4 separate regions of the Mus musculus genome follow, and all the other regions are linked to region 1. The links are chromatin loops, found by intact Hi-C in ENCODE. Cell type or tissue: left cerebral cortex. All regions are shown on one strand. Region 1 overlaps Ppp1cb (protein phosphatase 1 catalytic subunit beta). Region 2 overlaps Gm36783 (a long non-coding RNA gene). Region 3 has its middle 49 kb from the start of Gm36840. Region 4 has its middle 17 kb from the start of Gm36783.

The links. Hi-C counts contacts between places; a loop is a spot of excess contacts. Peaks named below come from ENCODE experiments on the same cell type or tissue, not always from the same donor. Only the 100,000 strongest peaks of a DNase experiment are listed, where the experiment ranks them.
Region 2: a loop joins it to region 1, with 2.2 times the contacts of the local background. A loop is called at or near these places in 2 of 42 quality-filtered maps.
Region 3: it touches region 1 in a loop (2.2-fold over the local background); 10 of 42 quality-filtered maps call a loop at or near these places.
Region 4: it touches region 1 in a loop (2.2-fold over the local background); 2 of 42 quality-filtered maps call a loop at or near these places.

The regions. Positions count from the first base shown.
Region 1 is chr5:32,459,446-32,461,945 of GRCm38, forward strand. The region is part of intron 1 of Ppp1cb (protein phosphatase 1 catalytic subunit beta); the gene reads left to right. Among named protein-coding and RNA genes, the nearest start is that of Ppp1cb, 1.7 kb to the left of the region's middle. In left cerebral cortex, CTCF peaks have their summits at 175 and 1,187; DNase peaks (open chromatin) are centred at 231, 802 and 1,165; H3K4me3 peaks cover 1,944 bases; H3K27ac peaks cover 1,140 bases.
Region 2 is chr5:32,229,491-32,231,990 of GRCm38, forward strand. All of the region lies in intron 2 of Gm36783 (a long non-coding RNA gene), which reads right to left. Among named protein-coding and RNA genes, the nearest start is that of Gm36783, 1.8 kb to the right of the region's middle. In left cerebral cortex, a CTCF peak has its summit at 1,063 (motif pointing right); no DNase peak of the experiment used is centred here.
Region 3 is chr5:32,402,292-32,404,791 of GRCm38, forward strand. No RefSeq gene overlaps it. Among named protein-coding and RNA genes, the nearest start is that of Gm36840, 49 kb to the left of the region's middle. In left cerebral cortex, no CTCF peak of the experiment used is centred here; a DNase peak (open chromatin) is centred at 1,440.
Region 4 is chr5:32,214,237-32,216,736 of GRCm38, forward strand. No RefSeq gene overlaps it. Among named protein-coding and RNA genes, the nearest start is that of Gm36783, 17 kb to the right of the region's middle. In left cerebral cortex, a CTCF peak has its summit at 1,445 (motif pointing right); a DNase peak (open chromatin) is centred at 1,465.

The DNA.
Region 1 (2,500 bases):
GGGCCCTTCCCGCTCGAGCTGAGGTCGGAGAGGAGGGCAGGCGGGCGGGCGGGCGGGCGGGCCGGGTGCCCCAGGAGGCCAGGAGCGCGGGCTGGCGGGCGGGCAGGCGGGGAGGCCGGGCCGAGCGAGGCCGGAGGCCCATCGGCTGGTACAGTCTTCCCGAGAGGCGGCCGGGCTCCGCTTGGCCGCTGTGCTGGCCTCTGCAGACCGTTCCGAAGAAGGGGCGAGGATGCCTGCCGCTGGGCTTTGTGTGTCCGTGGAATGTGTATTTCTCGGTTCTCTTTGTGCGTTGCCCTTGGCAGCCTCCGATGGTCGTTCCGGTAGTGAATTTTACATAAAACCTTCCCAGTAAGGCTCTCGGATCGTTTGCATTTTACTGGATGCTCTAGAAAGAATTAGGGAGAGGATACGATGACTAGTTTACCATTTATTATCTGGAGTATAAAAAAACAGTAAAAATCCTGAATCAGGTTAAAGACGTCCGTTAGAAATACGAAACGCCCGGATACATGTGCTGAAGGGGTTGATTTGGGGGCTTTTTTTTTTTTTTAAACATGTTTGAGCCGAGTTTAATTTCTGCACAAACTTAGCAAATGTCTGTTGTGAATAATCTCTTGAGCTTAAAAGGTATTTTACAAGTGTTCTCAGCATTTGAAGTTCCGGGTTCTTATGCTTTTATCGATTAGTTTTGTGTTGGTGGGAACATAAGGAGAAAAGAGGAGATGGAGAGGCCAGTAGTTAAATGTATTGGTCCGTTGGGGGATACTGTTCGAAGTTAAAGGCGGGTCTTGGTCAAAAGAACCCTTTTACGCTATAAAATTTGCGTCGTCACTAATTGTGGAGTGTGTAAAAAAGAATTGCGTTTTTGAGTGGTTAAGAGTCCTTTTTGTCAGCCTCCTAATGAATGCGTGTGTTTACTACAGCGAAGCTGTTTGTGTTTGGAATTTTACCAAAGAGCGTGGAGAGGGGTGACTTTTCTTTAACTAGTTAAAGTACGAAGTATTTATTCTCTGTTTAAAACAACAACAACAACAAAACAACTCTGTTTATATGCTCCAGATGTAAAAGCTTTCCAGCAGCCTTAAGGCTGAGAAAAAGGCAGAACTTTTACCAGGAACTCTTTCTTATTTACCTTCTCCTTTAGTATCAAGTTATTCCTGGGAGGCCCCCTGGTGCTTGCTGTGTTTACTGCTTGGGATTTTGTGGTCTTTAATTGATAGAAACATCTTGCTGGGTCTGTGAGAAATTTGTTTAGTTAAAAAAAATTTATGCTTGTAGTACATGGCTGGCTCTATTAGGGAAATATAGTTATTTTAAATCTTTATATCTTGTTACTCTTCGGAGAAGGGGAATTTAAGCCCACCACTGTTTTCATATAATCTAAATTTTAAATTAAATTTGGATCAGATTTTATCGCAGTTTATTAATATTTTTAATTTTTCATAAATACCTTATAGCAGATGCATGTATTTTAAACCGATCTAGAAGCCTTTAAATCAAATGTACTTCTATACAGTTACAGATGCTTAAATACAACTAATAGAGTGGGAGTTGTAGAGAAAAAGGGGAAAGTAGCCTGAGCTATATCATTGTTAAATATTTGGTTCTATCATCAGTCACCAGCACCCACCAGTCCCCCCTTCTTGGGTAAGAATACGTTCTTTTTTTCTAATATAGCAAGTGTTTATTGACTGCACTGCCAGGCACCAGGAGTCAAAGATAAGGCTCACTCCTCACTCAAGCAGCTCAGTATAAACAAGTGGCTTCTCAGTGTGTGCTAGCCTTCCTGCTCTTCCTGCTTTGAATGTACAATTTATTAGTAGTTTTGTTACATTCTTGTTCCTTAATCCAGACGAAGACTGCTTTTGTTGTTACTCTAAAATATTACCAGTCCCTCCTTCCCTCCCCAAGCCTAAACCTGTTCAAATAAATTTTGAAGTCTTGGATTTTCTAGTGAGTAAATTCAATCTTGAAAAAAAAATTTTTTTTGAGACAGGGTTTCTCTGTACCTGGCTATCCTGGAACTTGCTCTGTAGACCAGGCTGCCTCAAACTCTGCCTCCCCAAATACTGGGAATTAGAGACATGCACCACCTCTGCCGGGCAGCCTACTTTAGTTTTCAGTATTACATGCTAATTTAACTCAAATTCAAGTGGTGCTATTCTGTAAAGTTGCCTCGCAGAACAGAATAACCTGGTTATATATTTTGTGCGTCCTAAATGAAAGTGAACATTAAAAGATACATAATTATAGTTAAAGATGTCTAGGTTATATATTTTGTGTGTCCTAAATGAAAGTGAACATTAAAAGATATGTAATTATAGTTAAAGACGTCTATCCATAGCAAGACTACAGTTAGTGGTCATTGTATTGAAAGTGTGAAGAGAACCTTCGAGAATGTGTGCTCTAAGGACCAGTATGATAAATATGACATCCTTGGTAGATAAAATGTGTGGATTCAGTGTGTTCAGCCATTTCACAGTGTATGCACTTAAAATAT
Region 2 (2,500 bases), 230 kb before region 1:
GCTCATATTTGGCCACCTATACAACTGTTTCAAGGGACAGAGGCAGCTCCCTCTGAAGTCATTTTGTGGAGGGGCTTGAGAAGGAGGTGCCAAGAAGAAAGAGGTTAGTGAGATTCTACTAGGGGACTTGGCAGGACTTCCCTCCTCTTCCTTCCTTGGAGGGGTTCTTGGCCTGATGGATGGCAGGGCTCTGTCTCAATCATGACACCAGGTGGACCCAGGGGGTACCCCCGCAGTGTGATGGCACAACTGTCCTCTAGCGTACCAACTGGCCTAAATTCTCTCTCAGAGAGTAAACTGTAGATTTACTCATGCTGAGTAATTCCAGAGAGAAGCTGCAGTCAATGGAAATGGAGAGTTTTTGTGAATGTCAAGTCTAGGCTATTTACAATTCATTTACTTAATTATTTACTTAGACATTTTTTCTTTATTTACTTTAAAAAGATAAATCTCTTTGAAAACACTTTACTAATACAGACATTTGTAAAAGGCTCTTTGCCCCCTAAAGCTCAACTCTGCTCTTGCTCTTTTGGAATGACCAGGGTTAAAAATAACAAGGCAGCTAGGCTCTGTGCAGATTTTTAAAAAATCACGGTGTTTGCGCTCAGATAACTTTGCATTCTTCTTCTTTCTCTTTGTTCTGTGTGAAGATTGCTTGTGCTTTTGTTCATGTGTTCAGGTGTGCCCCACATGTGTGTGTGGTTTATTGGATTATTTTTAACTGATTCCTTTTTGTTGTTCTTGTTGGTGGCAGTGGTGGGCTTTTGTTTATTTGTTTTGGGTTTTTGTTTGGTTGGTTGGTTGGTTGATTTGGTTTTCTTTTTCAAGACAGAGTTTCTCTGTGTAGTCCTGGCTGTCCTGGAACTTGCTTTGTAGACCAAGCTGACCTTGAATTTAGAGATCAACCTGCCTCTGTCTCCCAAGTGCTGGGATTAAAGGCATGTGCCTTTAATTAATTTAATTAGTGTGGCCAACATTCTTTTTTAAAGAGATTTATTGTGTTTTATGCTCTAGAGCGTTTTCCCTGTGTGTGCTATGTGTATTGCACATGTGCAGTACCCTCAGAGGCCAGAAGAGGGTGTCAAAGCCCTCCCTCCCCCCATCTCCTGTTACTGGGTGGTTGTGGTTCCAGGGAACTGAACTGGGGAATCTCTGTAAGTGCAGCGAATGCTCTGAAGGGTAGAGCCATCCCTCTAGTTCTTCCATCTTCGTTTCTGAGACTGGAGCTTGCCCAGTGAGCCCCAGAAGTCCTCCTGTCTCTACCTCTTCAGCTCGGGGCTGTTCAGAGCATGCTACCACTCCTGGCTTTGTTTTAAAAACACAGGCTCTGGCAGGTCAGAGCCTGCTTGCATGGTAAGCACTTTACAAAGAGTCAGCTACCTACTGGACGCTGCTTTGCTTTTCTTGATTTAAAAGAAAGAAGGAAAGAAAGAAAGAAAGAAGGGAGGGAGGGAGGGAGGGAGGGAGGGAGGGAGGAAGGAAGGAAGGAAGGAAGGAAGGGAGGGAGGGAGGAAGGATCATTTTTTCAGGCAGGTTTTGATCTTGTTTTAGAGAAACCCTGGTGTCTTAGTCAGGGTTTGTATCCCTGGACAAAACATCACAACCAAGAAGCAAGTTGGGCAGGAAAGGGTTTGTTTGGCTTACACTTCCATACTGCTGTTTATCACCAAGGAAGTCAGGACTGGAACTCAAGCAGGTCAGGAAGCAGGAGCTGGTGCAGAGGCCATGGCTTTAATTGGCTTGCCTCCCCTGGCTTGCTCAGCCTGCTCTCTTAGAGAAATCCAAGACTACCAGCCCAGAGATGGTCCCACCCACAAGCCCCCCCCCCCCCCATCACTAATTGAGAAAATGCCTTACAGCTGGATCTCATGGAGGCATTTTCTCAACTGAAACTGTGATAACTCCAGTTGTGTGAAGTTGACACACAAAACCACCCAGTACACCTGGTCATCTCACCTCTGGCCTCTTACCACTGTCCGAGCCTCAGAGTCTGCCCCACGTATTTGGACATCACTTAATTTGTAGTGGCATGGCCAGGCTGGTGAGGTTGGAGTTGTCGTTTCATGGGGTGTAGCTGCTTCTCTGGTCCTGTTGAGGTTCACTTCTGATCATCTAGGCCTCTCCCTGTCCATGGTCATTATTGGAGGGACAGGAGGAAGCAAGGGGAAGGCCAACATGGTAGAGCGGTGAGGCAAAACAGGTCCAGGTGTCAGAGCTGTGGGCCGGAGCCTTCTGGGCCCTGGGGTACCTCCAGCCATAGCAAGGTGTTGTGTTCTCAGGACAGATGGACTCTCATTTTCCTTAACAAGTACTTTTGTGTACAAACGAGGTACGAAGAAGGGCTCTGCATTAGATGTATTTGTTATTTTGATATTCTTAGGTGCCCCCTCACCCCGTGAAGGGGGGTCTTGACCCACAGGTTGAGATCCAGTACTTTAGATCTAGCTTTTCAAAGAAGGTGAGCTCATAGCTTATGGGCAGGACCTGGAAACAACCCCCA
Region 3 (2,500 bases), 57 kb before region 1:
TTCCTGTACTTTCTCACTTCCCTTTTCTTCCCTCCCCTTCCCTCCTTCCTTCCTATCTTTCTTCCCTTCCCTCTTTTCCCCATACCTTCCCTTCTCCTTCCTTCCTCCCTTCCTTATCTACCTCCTTCTTCCGTTTTCTTATTCACCCTTCATGTCCCTGTGCATCAGGCTGAGCTTTGGAAACTTGTTAGAGAAAGAGAAATTCTCTATGCCCTCACAATGAATCCCTATAAAGCAGCCTGCACAGGGCAAGCGCACCTGTACACCCCCAGGTACAGGTAGGTATTAGGTGGGCGGTTGCATGGAGGGCGTGGCCAATTGTGTCCGAGTGATGGGGAAGAAAAGCTTCCCAGAGGAACCCAAGTTAAATCTTGAAGAGTATCACAAAACTAAATGAGCAGATAGGGCATTCCTTGTGGAGGGACAATATGCACAATAGGCATGGGGGACAAAGAAAAGGACTACAACCAAGGTGAGGGCAGAAGGTAAGAACGTGAGGGGGAGGGGCACATTCAATAGAAAGGCAGTGCTAGTTGTTGAAGGGTTTTCTGGATAGTTCTTTGGGGAGCTAGCAAAAGGTTTGACACAAGATATGAGTGTGACAAGGCTTACAGACCCAGACCTGTAATCCCAGCTACTCAGGAGGTTGATGAAAATCTCAAAGCCTGCTTAGGCTATAGAGTACAAGGCTGGCCTGCCAATGAAACAAGACCCCATCTCAAAAAGAAAAAGAGGAGCTGGAGATGTACCTCGGTGGCTGAGTACTTGCTTAGAGTGTGTGAGGTTCTGGGTTCCACCTTGAGTATTGAAGAGAAAGAGACAAACACAGACACAGGGAATATCTGGCCAGTCCAGCTCCTGTAGCAGAATGCCGTAAGTCAAGTAGCTAATAAACAATTGCAATGTGCTCTCAAAGGTGCAGAGCCCGGAAACACAGCACAGAGGCACTAGCTGATCGATGCCCCTTCTGAAGGAAACAGCTTCCTTATACACAGGTTGTCTGAAGTTCTTCTGTGGGGAAAGGGGAAGTCAGCTCTCCTGGGCCTCTTTTTCTCTTTCCTCTTATTTCCCTCCAGATTCAATTATTCGCCAAGCCTCACCTCCCAAGCTATCACCTTGGTGGTTAGGAGTTAACACACGAAGCTGAAGACTGGTCATAGTAGGAAGCTCATTAGAACTGAGTGTTATTAGCAAGGTCGCTCTGTCTACCACAGAGGAGCCACCTGAGGATGGCGGATGGGAGGATGGGCGTGGAATCCACAGGACAGAAGGTAAAATGACAGTCAAAGACTGAGAAAAGAATTAAGGGGAATGAGAGCTAAAGGGGTGGGTGAGAGGAGGAGGTAAGGAAGGAAAGCTGGAGAAAAGCAAACAAACCTGCTTAGGGAGAGTTAAGCTTTCTCCAATACATCAGTTGTCAGGGGCTGGAGTTGCTAGGTTACAGGAAGGTGGAACAGCCTGCTCTGGCTCAGATTGCTAAAAGGAGCTTTGGGGGAGGCCAGTGCAATCAGTCAAGTCTTCCCTCCTCCAGGCCCAGATCCCTGATCCTCACCCTAGGTAGGATGGGTAGGATGATGAGAGGGAGCAGGGGGGGGGGGGGGAATCCTGCTCTACCTCCAGGCCAAGCTAGCAGATTCAAACCATGCAGCGCAGCCCAGGGCAACGGCAGAGAGAGGTTTGAGGCCTGAGCCTCAAAGGCATGAGGTACATACATCCTTGGGATGGAGTACCAAAACCCAGACAGCCCATGCATCTACACATGTACAGGTGCCCTGGACATGCCTCTTGTCTGTCATTAACCAAGGCTACACAAGAGGCTATTGGGCATCCATCTGTGCTAGGTTAGTAGCACAGGGCCTTTCTGCTATTTGGGGTAGAAAGTACAAAGCATTCATTCATTCACTCATTCACTCAGTTGTTTGTTTTTCAAGACAGGGTTTCTCTGTGTATCCCTAGCTGTCCTGGAACTCACTTTGTAGACTAAGCTGGCCTTGAACTCAGAGATCCACCTGCCTCTGCCTCCCAAGTACTAGGATTAAAGGCATGCGCCACCGCCACCTGGCTCACCAATCGTTCTTCTAATGTGTGTTTAGGCCATAGGATAAAAAAGATCTCTAGAATTCTGGATTTACCTTGTATAAACAAAGGTGCTTTGTTAAAAAAAAAAACCCAAAAAACAAAAAACCCCAATTGGCTATATTGTAATTTTTATTACAGGGGTATGTATGTGCAACATTGTATGTCACAGGTCATCTTTCCGGAATCAGTGCTTGCCTAATGTGACCCTGTGGATGGAACTCAGATGGTCCAGCTTGGCAGCAGCAGGTGCCTTTGCCCACTGAACCTTATTGTCCAGGCTCCTGTTTTGTGTTGTGTTTTTTAAAATGTACCTTTTAAAGTACATTCATATTAATGATATGAGGAGAGCTACATGATAAGAAGCCCAAGAATAGTTACTCATTTTGCTTTCCTAGACCAAGATTAAGTGAATGGATGATTT
Region 4 (2,500 bases), 250 kb before region 1:
TTATTTATTTATGTCTTGTAGATCTGAGAGCCTCCATATAACTCTACCTTCTTGTAGATCTGAGAGCCCCCATTTAACTCTATCTTATTGTAGATCTGAGAGCCTCCATATGACTCTACCTTCTTGAAGAATGGGGTGGTATTTTCTTCAGAAAGTCTTCCCAAATACTCTATCCTCTCCCCTCAACTGAGCCAAAGTGAGTCCTGGGAGAAATGAGTGAAAAAAAAATATATGCAATATTATACATATATAATCAATTATATAATATATATGTAGTTATACAGACATGGATTTAAGTTTTCCTACTACCATTTAACATGCACATGTGATATTGGAACAATACTAAACTTCATTGGTCTTTCCTATCTACCTATAAGTGAATGGTAATATATTACTTAAGGGTACGGTAATGGAGATTAAATACTATAACATAACAGGCTAACCAAGCAGGCGGCTGAATCAGTAACAGCTCTGTTCCTTTGCACTCTCAGAGCTGTGTCTGTACTTTCTGTTCAAATCTTAGATGTTCATTTGCTCATCTAACATGGATTTAAGGGTGATGAAGGAAGGCCCCGAGTGTTGGAGCAAGATGGGGTGGGACACGCTTTGCTGTTTTATTTAGCGAAGTTTTGGAAAAAGCAGTATTTGAGTAGTAGAACTGAGGGAGTGAGCCTTGTGGTTATCAGAGACACCAAGGAGAAGTTGTGAGCCAGGAAACTGGGCTGTGTGGGAACAAGCAGGAAGCCAAGTGGTTAGAGCACGCACCAGAAGACGTGGGATAGAGAAGACTAGAGAAGGGGCAGGAAACACATTTCGTGACCTCAGCAAAACCCACCTGTCCCATCTACCCCTTAATAAGGTGGGATGTCACTCGAGAAGGTGTGGCAGAAGAGTGACAGAGCCAGCATAGATTTGCAAAGAAGCCAGAGTGAAACTGGAAGGCCCGTATGCAAGAATGGTGGTCCCAGCCTTTCTTGTCCTTTGATGGTCTTCATTGAGCCACCCTTCCCATTTTCACCCTTTCTCCTTTCCTGCCCTGTTTCCACACAGCAACCAAAGGGACCCTTTAAACATTTTCTTGCCCACTCTCACTTTGACACCTTGGCTTCATTGCAATTTTTTATTTTAAGACAGAGCCAAGATTTTTGCTGGGAAAAGCAGGGAATGGCAAGGTCACTTAGGGGATCCCCAGTGTGAGTGGGTATGAGTGAGACAGGGCACGAAGTGGCTTTGTAATTGCCTAAAGGTCATTTGTAACCACAGACCCCTCTGTGTCACTGCACACACCTCTGCCCCCACCTCTCCCCCTTCTCCTCCCCTCACCTCTCTCTCTGTCTCTCTGTCTCTGTCTCTCTCTGTTTTAGAGAATTCGAATTTCAGTTTTCTTTGTAAAAATTATGCATGTGGGTATTTGCCTGTGTCTATTAAGTCGCCATGTGCATGCAGTACCGGCAAAGGCCAGAGGAGGGCATCAGATCCATGAAACTGGAGTTTCAGCACATGGGTTCTGAGAACCAAATCAGGGTCTTCAAAAAGAGGAGCAAGTGCTCTTAACCACTGAGCCGCCTTTCCATATACAGGTTTTAATTTTTAAAAATAACTGCCGGGCGTGGTGGCGCACGCCTTTAACCCCAGCACTTGGGAGGCAGAGGTAGGCGGATTTCTTAGTTCGAGTCCAGCCTGGTCTACAAAGTGAGTTCCAGGTCAGCCAGGGCTATACAGAGAAACCCTGTCTTGAAAAACTAAAAAAAAAATTTATTGATTCTTTGTGAGGTCATTTGCACCCCAGTTCTACTCATCTTCCCACCCCCTCATCTCTGCCCTTCACCCTTGCAACCTCCCTTCCAAAAAAACAAAACAAAACAAAACAAAACAAAAACTTCACACCACCACCAACAAACAACAACAAAAACCCAGAAAATTAAGCATAGAAAACATCTCGTGGTGGAAGCTGTAGCATGTCACAGTGTGTCCAACAGTCTATCCCTCTGTCCACACACCTTCACTTGCAAATAGTCACTGCAATGTGTCATTGGTCTGGCTTCTGTGACACTGTCAGCATTGAGTCCTCACTGGGACTCCTCTGGATTATCCTGTGGCTGCCCTGTGTCATGGAGGTCCTGCAGCTTTGGGTCAGCAGGACTGTCCCTTTTATGTGTCCAAGCTGTTTGCAAATGAGATAGATTTTGGGGTGGGTCAACTCAGTGCCCTGGATTTAGGCCTGGTTAGTAGTTTGAGCTGGTCAGCATGCCACTGTGGGGTAAGTTGACATTGCCACTGGACAGAACTGGTAAGGCTGAACAGGCTCAGACCCTGGGGAATCTCAGAATGAGAGTGGCAGGGGTGGAGCCAGCTCCCTGACAAACTCTACTTGACACCCCACGTGACAGTCACGTAGCATAAACACCTGGAGTTCTCCATGCTAATGAGATATCTAGATAGGCCCTAAGTGTTCAGCCAATGAGCTTCCCTTCCTGGGCATTCCTTTCCGCAAAAGGGA